3 separate regions of the Mus musculus genome follow, and regions 1 and 3 are each linked to region 2. A link is a loop called in an ENCODE intact Hi-C map of the cell type or tissue named here. Cell type or tissue: heart. All regions are shown on one strand. Region 1 overlaps Arhgef28 (Rho guanine nucleotide exchange factor (GEF) 28). Region 2 has its middle 33 kb from the start of Gm41031. Region 3 overlaps Arhgef28 (Rho guanine nucleotide exchange factor (GEF) 28).

Region 1 (5,000 bases), 53 kb before region 2:
TCTTTTGGAAATACTGATGTCACTGAATGTTGAAATCAAATTTCTTGCATGTGACACACCCTTCAAATACAGTCGTCCCCCCCCCCCACCCCCTTGGGAACACTTGAAATCCAAATGACATATCTCAGCCTAATTTGGTACAGGGGTTGTGTTTTGCAACCCAAACCAGGCACAATGAACTTCAGACAGGGTTTTGTTTACAACAGCCCCATACATAAGCACACCCCGGCTCCATACTGGGGATGCTGTCAAGGGCTGGCTCAGCCTTATTGGCTCACGAAGGCCTTCTGTGTGTGGAAGTTGATCAACTTGAGGAAGCACAGGAAGTTATGTGGATCCTAGAGGCAAGATCCAGCTTTTAGTCATGCAGCCTCATAGAATTTCAGTCTTTTTTCCCTGATGGTAAAGATGATAAAGGAACTACTATCCAGTCAAGGTGTTCTGGCTCCTTTCTGCCGCAGACTGGTACCCAAGGCTCATCAGTTTTCTCTGTCATGAGTATCCTCACTTCTTTACACTTTGACCTCATATCCCACCCCTCCTCCTCCTTCAGAGTTACTCTGGGCCATTTTCTTCCAAGGGCCTCTCCAGACATCCTTAGCTAGGGTCAGGAGTCCCTCACACGTGGCTCTGTGGAAGCAAACAGAAACTTTGGTTTCCTTCCACAAAGTTGCCCCTGTATTCCCCTCCAGACAGTGTGGTGCTTTATATAGCATATCAATATGTCAAGATATAAATTACATTTAGTAAAATTCTTAGCCGTTTACTTGGCCATCAAGTTTTAGAGAAAGAATAGCAAGGTACCAAACATATCTATCAACCCGGAGAGCCCACTTAGGCTCTTTCTCGGTCAAGCCTCAGACCAGCGGAGACCACACCTATGCTTCCCGTCACCACAGGCTAATTTTGCTTTTCTAGAATGTAATGGAATCAGTCAGCCCATAGCTTTCTGTGTGCCTGGCTTGTTTTTTGCCGGTCATGTTATTTTTGAGATGTATCCACGTGACTGCATGGGCCTGTGACAGGTTTCTTTGTTTTACAGAGCAATCTGTTGATGACTATACCTGGCCTGCCTCTAGTTTTTATGTATTTTGTAAATTGTGTTTTTATATCTCTCAAATAAGTGCCCAAGAGTGGAATAACTGTTGGGGTAGGTGCCTGGTTAACATAAAGAAAGCATGGGGAGGTTTTGAAAGTAACCTTGTCACTGTTAAGTCTCTTGGGTACTAAGCACAGATCAATTTCACATTGCTTCCTAATGCCCAGCCCAGTAAGGGCACACAGTAGGGACTCAGTGTAGCCTAGCCAAGTGACTGGCACACAGTTGGAACTTAGTGTTGCCCAGACCAGAGAAGGGTACACAGTAGGGACTCATTGTTGCTCAGCCCAGTGACTGACACACAGTAGGGATTCAGTGTTGCTCATCCCAGTGAAGGGCACACAGTAGGGACTCAATGTTTATAGAAAGATAAATGAATGAGATACTCAAATTCGACTTCATTCTGAAATACCCTCTGACCACAAACAAATGCTTTGTTCATTAAGTGGGGCAGGGATGCTCTGACTTATGCAGGTTCACTAAGGTCAGGCAAAGAATGGGGGAACACAGCTCCCCCTGTTCTCACTCTGCTTTTGAGTGAGCCTCTTGTGTGTCAGGGTGGTAGGGGAAGAGAAGCTAGCAATGCAGTTGATGTGGAACTGTAAAGGAGACTTGATCACTAGGAGTCGCCAAGCCTTACAAAATCTTTTGAAGTTAAAACTTCCCTTCTCTTCTATTGCAGACCCTCTCTTCCTCTTTAGTCCCCCACACTTCATACAAACAGGACACCTTTGCTCGTGACATCTAGCGTTGCCCTGTTACAATGACTGTACACTTCACTGGACTGACCTTCCATGAAAGGCTGTTGACACCATGGTGAACATTTGAGGTTCAGTTCAGACGCCTTCTTCTCCCCCGAAACCTGTCCTGGCCACCACATCAGGAACCTATTCTGTTCTAGAGAGTTTTTGATGCTATGCATCAGAGTGGTGTTCATTAGCCACTGAGCAGGATGGCCCACCTATTGAACTTAGCTGCATTTCTGCCTTGTTATTCTACAAGGGGACCGGCAACTCCATGGCCACAAGCTTGAAGGTCTTCAGCACAGCAGCAGGGAATGTCAGTCCTGAAGGGAGTACCCGAGGCTACCAAACATGACTGAAGGGAGTACCCGAGACTACCAAACATGACTGAAGGGAGTACCCGAGGCTACCAAACATGACTGAAGGGAGTACCCGAGGCTACCAAACATGACTGAAGGGAGTACCCGAGGCTACCAAACATGACTTCTGCTCTTGTCTTTCACTAATAAGGAGTAAAATCATCTGGCCAGATGGGTGTTGTTTCTTGAATAGAATTGTTTGTCAAAGAAACAGATCTGTGTCAAAAGAGGAACTTACTAGACAACCTTGGTCATCTTTATCACCTAGATAAGCAAAGGCTGCTAGGTGGCTTTCCTTCAGCTCTGGTCTGGGGTCACAGGTCAGGAAATACAAATATCAACAGGTACATAGCTCCATTTTCTGTGCTTATTTACAAGACAGCCTTAAGTCAGCTCTCTTGAGAGAGATGTTTCCAAAGAGATAATCATTTTCATTCATATTCATATTCTCTCTCTCTCTTTCTTCCCTCATCCCCATGTGAAGTTTAATCTTTAACTTCACAGTAGTTCTGCTTCGTTCCCCACAGTGTTGGGATTACAGGTATGCCCCACAACACCTGGCTTGCTTTTGATTGCTGTTTCAATCATTTAAAAGAAAAAAAAATCTTAATGTTTCCCTCTTTCCTATAAACTTCCTACTTTTGTAATTATGTAATTCCTAAAGTATTTTCATTTTAATGTTTAAAAATGTAGTAATCTTTGCTATGATAACAAGCTTGGAGAGAACCAAGGTATGAGACCTTGTTCAAACCATACACACTTGCTGTGTATTACAATTACACCGTGCTTTTTAAATTATAATCTTTTTGAGAGACATAAACTCAAGGCTGTAATTAGAAGTGATACTTCAGGATTTGGCTTCTTAGCAAATGTCATTTTAAACAAATGAGAATTACCAAGTTAATGTTTCTCATTAAAAACTATGGAGCAAAAAACAAAACAAAACCCTATATTGCACAATAGAAAGCCAATTTTTCAAAAAAGGATGGGCCTGCAAATTCTTCAACATCCGTCATTTTGTAATTAATCAAGAGGGGAAAACCCTCATTCATAGGCACTGAAAACAAAGAATTGGATTTCATTTTTAAAAATCTGGTAATAGCATAATTACGAAGTAGCAGGTAGAACTAATTAGCATGGGTGTGTTTGACTAAATTGCTTGCCTTCTTCTGGATTAAAGGGAAAGGCCAAGTCTGGGATGCTGGAGAGTTTTAGCAGCTGCTTTCCCCTCTACTGAACCAGCAAGCAGTAAACGCAGCATTAAAATTCCTAGGTTGACTTCCTGCCTTATTCAGCTGGCAGAGGAATGATTCTTCTCTCAGCAAAATGAGAAGCGTAACTCTTTCAGCGTGGGTAGTGTCAAGCTGCTGGCGGTTTCCAGACCGCCTGCTCTGTTGTTGTTGTGCTTAGAAACTCCCAGGAGCCGCAGAAAGATCCGGTACCATGCGGATACCGCCTGTAGCTGTGTGGTACTTCATCCTTGACTTCTCTTTCCCTCCTCCCAGTCATGCCAGGGTTTGACTGCTCTGTGTTATTTAGGATGAACACACCCCTTGTCTACCTGGATATGTCACAAACGGTTTCAAACAGACCCAAAATTAACAGAGGAGTGTAGGAATTCCTCACATACCATCACCACATTTCGGCTCGCCATGTTTCATTCAGATTCCCACCTCCGTCAATTCTGTATTTAAAGTAAATTGTAAACATTTCCATACGTATATATTAAGCCCTGAACATTTCAATAAATGTCTCTACTAGATAAGGCACTTTAAAAAAATACATTTTATTTTATTCGCCTAGTGATGGTTATTTGCACATATGATTGCTGCAAATAAAATATACCGTAGAACTATTTTCAATTTATAACAAATGCTTTAAGTGTGGATTAAATAAGTTTAACATAGTGTCTTTAAGATGCACATTCATACCTCAGAGTAACTTCTGAAAACCAAATATAAACACCAGTTACAAAATCTAATCTAGAATTGCTTCATATAGCTTGAACAATTAAAATACAGCATCACAGGCCTTTATATTTCAGATATTCACCACACGATCTTCCCCTAAAGGAATCTCTGATGTCAATGTTTTTTTTAACACCATCACCACACCTAGGGGAAAAAAATTGACAGGAATTCCATATCAATGTGTGACAGCTGTACGATTAATTTTCCAGTAGTTTCACAAATATCATGTGTGCGTTTTTCCAGTTATTAAAAATAAGCTACTGAGGTAAACACTACTTTGCAACAGCAGGTTCCTTCCTGTGTGTTTAATGCATTCATTACTATAGAAGGTTTAGTCATGAGGACCGGAAATGTAGAGAATGGAAAGGCTAGCCACGCGGTGAGCGCTTAGCACCGGTTGGCCACGTTTGCTTCAGGTCGCTGCGTTTTCTTCCCAGGGAATGGTGACTTACAAAGAAGGCTGTTTGTCCTCCTGTGACTCTCAGTTTCTTCTTCAGAGCTGACTAACACCCGAGCTATTGTGAATATCATCTCTACATGCTGTTTTCACTCTCTTCCCTAGGCAGGGATGTGCATCCATATCCCATATGTCAAACACATTTTTTTTTTTTTTATTCTTGTAAGTAAACATTTCAGAATCAGTTCCATAGTTAGGATTCCTTACAATGTTTTCGAACCTGTTTGTGTGACTATTACATACAGGTCTTTCTATAGCCGGCTTTTCTGCTTCAGTGTATGCATTTATGCATGTGTGTGATACATACTCTTCCAACCTATGAAGGCCAGTGCATTCCTTGCCTTATGCAAGAGGAAGCTGCATAGTTCTTAT
Region 2 (5,000 bases):
GTCCTCTGACACTTCAACTGTATCAAAACCCCTCAGACTGATGTGGTGTTGAGTAGTGCTTGTCACCTGGGCTCTTGCAGTGACCCAGTGAGTGGCACATCAATGATGGCATCCTTCTTGAGGTGATAAGGCTTAGATCTCTATGTATTCCACATACAATCAATATATTATGTAGAGAGTCCAAAGGCTGATTTCAGAAGAAACCTTTTAGCCTACCCAGAAATAAAGAGATTGCTTTAATCTCTGCAATGAAAAACACTCAACGAAAATGACTGCAATGTAAAGACAGACAGACAGACAGACAGACAGCATAAAACTGTAGGGAGCAGAGGAAGTCTGAGTGGAGCAAGTCCTGAGGGAATGTGCATTATTCACGGGCAAGGCCATGTCGAGGATGCTAAGGCCTCGGTTCCTCATACAGCAAAGGATGGCTTAGGTTCTGGCAATGGTTTTCAAAGAGGTTTATGTGTGAGCGAGTACTCCGTGAGTAAAAAGACTAGAAATACAACTACAACTTCCTCCTCCTCCTCCTCCTCCTCCTCCTCCTCCTCTTCCTCCTCCTCCTCCTCCCATGTGTTCACAGTCTGAGACTGCTGACTTACAAGAACGTCCCTCCAAGAGTAGCCACCCCCTCCCCACTGTACTGTCCAAAATAAGCAAGCTAAGGTTCAGGGGTGTGCCATTAGTAGGTGCCCTTCCATCAGAGTGTGTACACTGCAGCTGGCTCCAGCTTTTCTGTACATGTATCTGCGAGTCTTCCCTTTCTTTTTTTTTTTTTCTTTTTTCTTTTAAAAGGTTTATTTATTATTCTCTGTAAGCACACTGTAGCTGTCTTCAGGCACACCAGAAGAGGGCATCAGATCTCATTGCGGATGGTTGTGAGCCACCATGTGGTTGCTGGGATTTGAACTCAGGACCCGGGTCTTCCCTTTCTTCATTCCCGCAATGTCCCAGACAGATGTCCAGATCCACACCACTCGATCTGCAAATTTTTTGCAAGGTTCAGAAGAAAAGAGAAAGCTGGGTGTGGTGATGTACATCTCTAATTCCAGCCCTTGGGAGATATAGGCAGGAGGACCATGGGTCAAGGTCATTGTTGACTGCACAGTCAATTAGAGATCAGCCTGTACTACATGAGATTCTCTCATATGCCAATACCCTGAGACAAGGCTGAGGGAGCCCGGGCAGGCAGCGTGAGTGTGAGTCCTGTACCTGACTGGGCTCTAAAGTTTAGAGTCTTGAGTCAAGAGCTTATCAAGTAGGATGAAAGGTGGAAAGAATGGCCACTGGGTTCAGTTTGAATGGGTCCTGTGGAAAGCAGAGGAAACGCTGAGGAACAAAGTACTGAGTGAATGTGTGTAGTTACTACATTGACCAAGTCAAGGAACCCAGCGCCTCAGGCCTATGGGAGTGACAAAGCCTGCCCTGGGTGAGGCTCAAAGCCTTTCTACAGGGACCTAGTGAGAGCACTGATCGGCTATGTAGAATATTTCCACTGTAGCTTTGTCCCCCAGATGTCTCTGGCTTAAAGACTGCTCTCCTACAGAGGCCAATCCTACTGAGATGAGCTAAGCCTGCCTCCTGGCTCAGCTCTATGTAAAATCTGGGCTTTCCTATCTGTGTGTAACAGCCCCACAGGCTTGTTCAGCTGTATGCAATAAGCCACCCCCCTGTTCAACGATATATAGTAAACAGGCTGAGCTTCCGGGATGCTCAGGTTCCTCCATCAGAGAGCATACCAGCTCTTCTGCATATGTGTGTCTGTGGTTTCTCCTGTGTCTGTCCTTCCTTCATTCTCTCCCTGCCCCAGCCAGGCCAAGTCCCTAAAGCTGTGCAAACACTCGGCAGATTACATGAAATGCGCTGGCCCCGCCATAATGAGTAACTAGGGACCATGCTCTAGACTTCTAGTTAATCTTTCCAGTAGGCAATGTCCCACTTCACTGTGGACCTTCCACTGTCCCAGTGGTCTAGCCTTGGTTTTTTTTCTCAACTCCACACTCAGCAGACAGCTTTTTAATAAGGAGAAACTAGCTATAGGGTGAACATTTTGGCAATGGCTTTTATAAAGGTTGGGCCAAAACAACTCAGGAAGAAGTTACCTTGGCTTGCTGTGTCGGATGTTTAATGATCCCTCTATGACTACTTAATTGCTCTTTTTCTCTTCTGCTGAAATGTAAAACAATGATACTCCCTAAGCCACTTAATACTTATGCTAAAACATAGGAGGCAGAAAGAATGCAGGGATTGAAGGAGGGACTTGGAAGCCCCAAGACCATACTCCAGAGTCTGGAGGGCCGGGCCAGATGTGCAAAGGGCACCCTTCCCAGGACAGAGCAGCACACAGCAGCCCCCAGAGCAAATCAGTTCTGGTTGTCCTGACCTGCTTCGCCAACAGCAGCCAACAAGGAAGGCTTCCAAGTCTCGGCTCCTTCCTCTTTTATCCCCATGACTCCCATCCTGTCCAACCAATGTTCTACATTTCTGAAAAAAAAAAAAAAAAAAAAAAGGAAAGGCACATGAGACACATGTAACAAGAATTCACTTTGCAGTGGCTTCAACAACTCAGGATTTATCTTTCTTTCCATACATCAAATTTAAGAAGAGTCCTAAGAGAGAGTTTTTGGCCTGGAGGTGGTGGTGCACACCTTTAATCTCATCACTCAGGAGGCAGAAGAAGGCAGATTTCTGAGTTCGATGCCAACTTGGAATACAGAGCTAGCTCCAGGCCAGCCAAGGCTACACAGAAAAACCCTGGAGAGAGACACAAAGACACAAAGAGAAGTGGGGGGGGGAGGAGACATGGAAGAGAGAGAGAGAGAGAAAGAGAGAGAGAGAGAGAGAGAGAGAGAGAGAGAGAGAGAGAGAGAGTCTGAAATGCTTGCAATTCTTTTGTGATTTTTCCAGCATGCTTCCTATCTCGTGGTCACAAGGTCGCTGCTGCAGGTCTATGTATGAGGTCCTCCTTTCAGTCTCACAGAGATGAGAAGGGGATTAGGAGGTACCTGTTCATGTCTGCAGTCAACCTAGCAAAAACCTCATAAACCACCAGGCCTCCTCTTCTCTCCCACAGTTCAGCATCAGATCCATGGCCACCCTACCCTCAGGGGAGTCTGGGAAAAAGAGTGGTGGGATTCTCAGCCTCCAAAGCAAGAAGTAAGAATAGCCTAGGTTCAACCAGATGATAATGCCCATCATCAAAGGCGATGTCTAAGGAAAACGCACAGTCCCCTGCCATTTGTCCTAGGAGGCACAGTCCGGATCTTAGAAAGCTCTTGCTTAGTTTTGAGTATGATGAAGATCAGTCTATTGTTGATCTCCCTGAGGGCTTCTGCTTCCCCATTAAAAACTACACAGAGTATTCATCCCGTAGGCAGTGCCAGCTAAACGTTAGTCTAGAAGAGCTGGCCGCTGCAGTGCAACTCTGTTCTCCAGGCATTACACGTTCAGCTTGACCCAGAGCAAACTCTCACAAGATCAAACCTATTACAGTTCCCCACAGAAGGGGAAGGAGGATTCTCACTTGAGCTTCCTGTTCTTTCCAGCTCCACTCAGCTACATATATAGTCTTCTCTAGCTGTGCATAGTCTTAGGGGAGTGTCTAGAGTATACAGGAAGTGGTTGGAGGAGATGGGGCCTCCCGTGGTCAAGTGAGACTTTAGTGATAACAGACAGCTACCATTAAGTTACCCATTCTCCTAAATGTAGACTTTCACCTACACTCCTGAAAGTCATCCGAAGAAATCCATTGACTTACCAAGGCAGGCTTAGATTAAATAGTTTATTTGGTCACTGGTGTCTTATCTGTTACATATAAGTGTTTCCATACCTCTTGACCTAGAAAATTTCACACAACACCCTCTTACCCTTCCGCGATGACGGATAATGAAATCAGTCCTTGGCATGTACACACAGGTCTGCAAGGTGAAATAACCATTATCTTTTTATATGACCCCAAACAATGGGAACACAGCTTGCTAACCTATAAATAGACAAGCAGCCTGGAAGCCAAAGCCTTTTAGTGCAGAAAAAAACCACAGTAGGAAGCAAGAAGGATTCATTGTGAATCCCTGTGATGTGCAGAGTTGGAGAGGGAACTGGGTCTCAGGGTACACACAGTTGGATCCTGGGCTTAACCCTATGTTGGAGAATACCAGCTCTGGCCTCTTCAAGACCAGAGTGTCACCAGCTGGCTTCTCACACAGCCATCAGGAGCTTAGGCACACAGAGATGTTCCCCTGGTGCCACCCTCATCTCTCTGTGATAGACAGAGCTAAATCCTGATTCCTTGCTCAGCGAACATTCTCTTCTCATCTCAGCTGGTGAGAACTTTGTCTGCTATGTCTTGCAATCCAAGACTGCATCCAGAATGACAGTTCCAATGGGTACTCATCAGGGTCTGGGCTCATATGCTAATATAGTGCCTTCTCAAGAATGAGACTGGGAAGGATTTCAGATGCCCATGGTTCTGGATGAAGATTCTGAAGGCTAGGAAAGGAACCCTTCCATCCCAAAGCCTTCCTCCCACCAATGTGGATCTTCCTACATACTACCATTTCCCCTCAAGGTTGATAAAGAAATCACTCACTGATTGTTCTCCAGGCAGGCACTGGGCAAAACCCAACACACTGACTCTTATTGGTCCCCTGGTGTCTTGCAGCAGACACCATCTCCCATTTTGTAGATTAGCAAACTAAAGTACAGGGTGGTAAAAGACCTTGACCTTTGGAATAAAATGAGAGAGAAAGGTTTGAAACCTGCTCATCTCCCTAAGATACCTACTTCCTCTGTCTTCCATTTCATGAACACAAAGAACGGGTCAGATTAGGAGACATGGTTTTGTTTTGTTTCTTATTGATTGATTGATTGATTGATTGATTGATTGTGAATGCACTGTCACTCTCTTCAGACACACCAGAAGAGGACATCAGATCCCATTGCAGATGGTACTGAGCCACCATGTGGTTGCTGGGAATTAAACTCTGGACCTCTGGAAGAGC
Region 3 (5,000 bases), 80 kb before region 2:
CTAGGGGCAGTATAACTTTTTAGTTCTATTCTTTTTTTTTTTTTTTTTTGGTTTTTGTTTTATTACAAGCACCCAAAATTATTTTCCCCTCCCAAATTCTGCTTTATTTAACCCTGGCTTTCTATTTTCAGAATGTGCACATATGTTTTTCATTTCGACCGGCCAGATTCATCAAGGGAGTTGTACTGCTCTGGGTGATTTCCTTTAGAAGAGCCACATTATGCCATTGAGGAAGTGCTCTCTAAAAATACTGAGGGTTTGCCGCCATCAGCCCCGCCCCAGGGACAGCTGGGAGGCTCCTCTGTGCCCTGCAGCTGTTTGGAGCCCTCCCCAGGTCCTCTCCTCCCTTCAGGCAGGCCAGTGAGGGTTCTCCCTGTCCGAATCCTACAGAATCTACACCCATTTGCTAGACCTAGAACAGCCTGCCCTGCCGTTAGGATCAGGCATGGGGTGAACCTGTATGCCAGAAGCCATCCTTTTTGGCTTGGCTTGGATTACGGTGCTCTGAGAGTTTGGTCTCTTTATACAGTTGTTAAGGGCAGAAGAGGATCCCTCAAAGAAGGACCAGAGTAGCTTTGCAGTGGGCTTCAGGGAGGGCCTTTGTGAAGCGAGCCCCTGTCGGTCTGAGGTTACAAGCTCATGAGTACACTTACCAAAGGAGACTATTATACTCTACTGTCCAGAATGGTCAGTCCAGTGGAGACCCTGTTGCCCACCCTGAAGCTATGCCTGAGGGTGCAGAAACTTCTGGAAACTCCCCTTCTACCTCTGCTCGGCCCCATCTTAGCTTCCTCCAACGTTTAACTGTTAATGTGAGGAAGTGGGCAAGAGGAACAGACTGGCTCCTGGTTTGGAGATGGCTTGACTGTCTCTTTAGGCGTTAGGAAAAGTTGCTATAAATTGTCCCTCCAACATCCTTGCCTAAGAAGTGCTCGCTTGCACCGGGTGACCTTGGCTTTTCACTGGGTTCATTCGAAGTGGTTCCCACTCACAGAAAACTCTGGCTTAGAAGAGGCTTTCTGGAATCCTGGGCAGCTGCTGTTTCCTAATGGTGATACATGTGATTTTTAAAATTTAAACAAAGAGAAAGGGGCAGCCCCTTGTTAGAAATAAAGATGCGTGATGATACCATATTTTTAAAAGAAGTTTATAAACATCACAAAATGAGTATTTTGGTCAGGATCCTGGTCAGATATTGCTCCAATGAAGTTGGGGGTGGGGTGGGGTGGAGCAGCCTTGAGAAGCCTGGTTTAAGTCAGGAAAAGGTGAACATAGCCTAAGTTTTAACTGAAATCCATAAAGCAATGATGAAATCCTGCCGACCGAGGTTTCACCGGTAAAGGTAAATTTGTATTTGGTACTTAACATCTCTGGATGTGTTTTCCTAGGTCAAATGTATTTACAGTGTTAAAGCTTAAGTGGGAAGTGTGAGCAAAGCTGGAAATGAGGAGAAACTGAGGCAGGCTCTCAGTTTTTATGACTCTGAGACCATAAAGTGTTAGCTGCCTCCAGCCTTCTTAGATCAGTGCCCTCTGGACCTGCGTTCTAAACCTTGTCCATCAGCTGCTGCTCTTGTACTGGCCTCGAGGGAGCCTTTTATGGACCTGGGTCTGCCAAGAGACCTTGCTGTAATTCCACTGGGCACCTGTTTTAAATTACTTCTTTCCCAGGCAGCTTTGTCCTATTAAATGAAAGCGAGATGTAGACTCGGTACCACAAACAGCCCATGGACACATGAGCCCAAGAAAGAAGCGCAGTTAAAATGGCAGGTGGCAAAGGATGCTGCTTGGTGTCTCTTAGCCTGTAAGCTCCGGGAGAGCAGGGACTGCGGGCTTCCTTGCGATCTCTAGCGCCCCCTGTAGGTTCATTCAGTATGTATTATCTCGTGATGACTCCTTTTTTTGAAGTGTGCTTCAGTTGTGGGCAGAAGAATGTAATTGGCCGGCTGACGTTTGATGTTGTCCTTTTTGTTTCTGTCTCAATGGCGTGCTTCCAGCATTAGTCACAGAAGGGACAGAAGGAAGAGGCTGTTGGGATGTGGATCCCGGGCTCCAGGGTGTGGTAACCGACTTGGCAGTCTCTGATGCAGGGGAGAAGGTATTGTTAATTGTTAACCAACTTGCTAGTAACCAGAACCTATTGCTTTTGTATACAAAGTAGATTCAGCTCTCTGGCAATGAGTGGATTGAAAATACCTTTTTCTGAATTGTTTCTGATTTATTTAAATATCTATATTGAAACTTTCTAAACTATTTCTTCTTTAAATGTTCGTGGTTTTTATATATCATGTTAAAAAGAAAATCAACTGAGACGTTATTAAAAACCAAAACGAAAAGCTTGACAACCCTCCTGTGTATATGTGTGTCTGCACTCTCTGACTTCCGGCCTACTCTCTGCATTGCAAACCTTTGCTTTTCTCACTGCTTCTGGCAACTCCCTGTTTGAGAGGTGACCCGACACTGGGACGCTTCACCACCAGATGGCGCCCGTGAGCTGAACTGATTTCCACTTTGGGACGTCTTGCTTCTGTTCTCTACTGTGATCCTCTGCTCTTCACCTGTATCCCACCTTCCTCTCGCAGACTTGGAATCCACGTAACCACCCTTTGCCCGTGCTACGATGTTCTCTGATTCCTAATATATGTAGGCTGGACCTCTCTGTGTAGAAATTATATGCATACAGCTTCCTATTAGCTTGACGTGTGTGATTTCATAAGAGGGGAGGAAGAGCTCGGTGCTCCTGGGAGGTGGGGAGTCAGGTCAAGGGTTTTTACTTTGTCTAGCATTGATTTAGCTCCATTACCAAGTATTAATGCGCACCAGTGTGGGACTACGACATGTTACAGATGCAACATCTTACTGTTACATGTTTTCCAGATACGTGGCATAGGACAGAACCAGTCTGGCTCTCAGAACTTCACAGAAAAGTCAGCTCTGACTTAGTATTCATTTGCAAAGCTCAGAGGCCCAAGTTAATTTATGAATACAGAATTTTACTCTACTTACTCTGATTGTAAGCTTTGAGCTAGTTTGCCTTAGCTTGTCTGCGCTTCTCCGTGTGATCTTCACTTTGAAGCGTGAAGCCAGTAGCTTACAATCGCTCCTAGGTTGTTTGGGAAGAAAGATAATTGGTCGATGCAGCCTAGTTCTGCACAGAAAATGGCTTGACTCTGACTCCTGACTCAGTTACAGGTGGAGAAGTGAGTTCAGGTTTTAACCTCTGGAAACTCTGACACTTGATGGGGCCTTTTGAGAATGGAAATAAACAGATAAAGCAAGTATATAGTGATGTCTTGGCGTCAGCGTCCTTTAAAAGATTAGATTAAAACAAAATTCTGAAAGAATTAAAAACAATACCCAAGGGTAGAAATTCTCCTCGCATGGATCAACTGTAGTTATACAGTACCACCACCAGGTGGCGCATGAAGTCCATTAAAAAGACAATGTACACTTTCTTCTGTCTTCCCAAACCCAGAGGTTCGAGCAGTAACCAAATGTCGCACAATCCAACCCATTTCTACATGTTTGCTTCTTGGTAGAATATAAAATTTGGAAATATCATGGTTTTTTGTTTTTGTTTTTTGTTTTTCCACTAAAGCAGTGGATGGGCCAAGAAGGGCTCATAGGAAACGCAAGAACTTAACCACCAAACCAGAGTATATTCCGTACATTTGGGCAGAGTTCTAAAGTACCGACATGCTTCTCTCTATTCTACCTTTGTCCCTTCCCTGTTAATGGACTGATTAGCAACAAAGTCTGTAGTGACAGTATGAAGGCAAAGGAAATGGGGCTCGCTCACCAGCAGCTTAAGCTCCCAGCCTCCTTGAAGCAACATGGTTGACTTTGTTTAGGGCTGAACATGACGTGTGCTCAGACAGAAGCAAGCATCATCCAGGAGGCTGTAGGCTCTTAGAGGCTAGGGAAATGAATGGTTTCCTAGTTCACAAAATGTGGAGTTTGTAGCATTCATGGCTACTTATTAAAGAGAATGCGAGCAAGTGTAACTTATACTCATTTATTTGTTGAGTGTCCCTTACAATGTGAAACACCAGCCTTAGGTTTGCAGATATAATATTCAATACATAAATTGGTTTACTAATGGGAGAAGCCATACGGCACATAAACAAATGCTTAATGCAATTTTGGGAACTAGAGCTCTCCGCATGTACATATTCCCCGATGTTCCCTGGTGTGAAAGAGACAAAGTCTGAGGCCCCATCCATCCCCAAGGACAAGATGGCCAGCATCCTCTGGCTTCACTCATGGGTTTGGAGCTGGCTGGTGATGAATTGAGGTGGGATCTGGAGACACCAACTAAGCGCTTCCCTTGGGCCGTCTCTCTCTAACCACCGGCTACTTGGGTATCATGATTCTCCAACGTTGATATCGGGGAGCTAGAGTCCCTGTGCTGTCCTGTAGCCCCCAGAGAGCCAGGTGCAACAACCTCCCCTGGCGTTTCTTTACCATCATCTATGCCATGGTAAGGGATGGTTGGGTAAGAGTTGTCACACACCTCTGAGTTTGAACGAGTGAGACCTGTATTGTCAAATGGCTGCTTAATTCTCCAGCCTGGGAGGAGATGGTTACTGTAGCCGAGGTGATGGAGTTGAGACAGGGAAGCCCATAGATCAGGAATACTTGATAGCTTCCAAACGTCGGGTGGCTGTTCATTTTCTCGTGTTTTTATGTGTTTTAGGTGGAATATAGAAGTTTCTCCGGTTCTTCACAGTCAGAGGTGAGCTACGCATGCTTTAAACATATAGCATCCTTTCTCAAGTCGTGGCTAAGGAAGTTTTTCAAGAACTTGACACATGTAATCTTTCTTATACCCCCAGATTATACAAGCAATACAGAATTTAACGCGTCTCCTCTACAGCCTTCAGGTAACGACTCTCCTGTAATTTCAACCTTGTGAACGTTTCTTTTAACGTGCACTGATGATTTCCAGACCTCAGAAATTAGAACATTTGAAAGGCCGTAAGCCATCCAACAAGAGTGCCA

What was found. Hi-C counts contacts between places; a loop is a spot of excess contacts. Peaks named below come from ENCODE experiments on the same cell type or tissue, not always from the same donor. Only the 100,000 strongest peaks of a DNase experiment are listed, where the experiment ranks them.
Region 1: a loop joins it to region 2, with 2.0 times the contacts of the local background. A loop is called at or near these places in 2 of 42 quality-filtered maps.
Region 3: it touches region 2 in a loop (2.1-fold over the local background); 4 of 42 quality-filtered maps call a loop at or near these places.

Annotation. Positions count from the first base shown.
Region 1 is chr13:97,909,796-97,914,795 of GRCm38, reverse strand. The region is part of intron 35 of Arhgef28 (Rho guanine nucleotide exchange factor (GEF) 28); the gene reads left to right. Among named protein-coding and RNA genes, the nearest start is that of Gm34388, 18 kb to the right of the region's middle. In heart, no CTCF peak of the experiment used is centred here; no DNase peak of the experiment used is centred here.
Region 2 is chr13:97,856,614-97,861,613 of GRCm38, reverse strand. No RefSeq gene overlaps it. Among named protein-coding and RNA genes, the nearest start is that of Gm41031, 33 kb to the right of the region's middle. In heart, no CTCF peak of the experiment used is centred here; a DNase peak (open chromatin) is centred at 2,313; H3K27ac peaks cover 467 bases.
Region 3 is chr13:97,936,557-97,941,556 of GRCm38, reverse strand. It overlaps Arhgef28 (Rho guanine nucleotide exchange factor (GEF) 28), which reads left to right. Exons shown (of 36, transcript NM_012026.2): 31 at 1,997-2,097; 32 at 4,696-4,734; 33 at 4,835-4,882. Among named protein-coding and RNA genes, the nearest start is that of Gm34388, 45 kb to the right of the region's middle. In heart, CTCF peaks have their summits at 1,844 (motif pointing left), 2,475 (motif pointing right) and 3,410 (motif pointing right); DNase peaks (open chromatin) are centred at 276, 1,876 and 2,496; H3K27ac peaks cover 387 bases.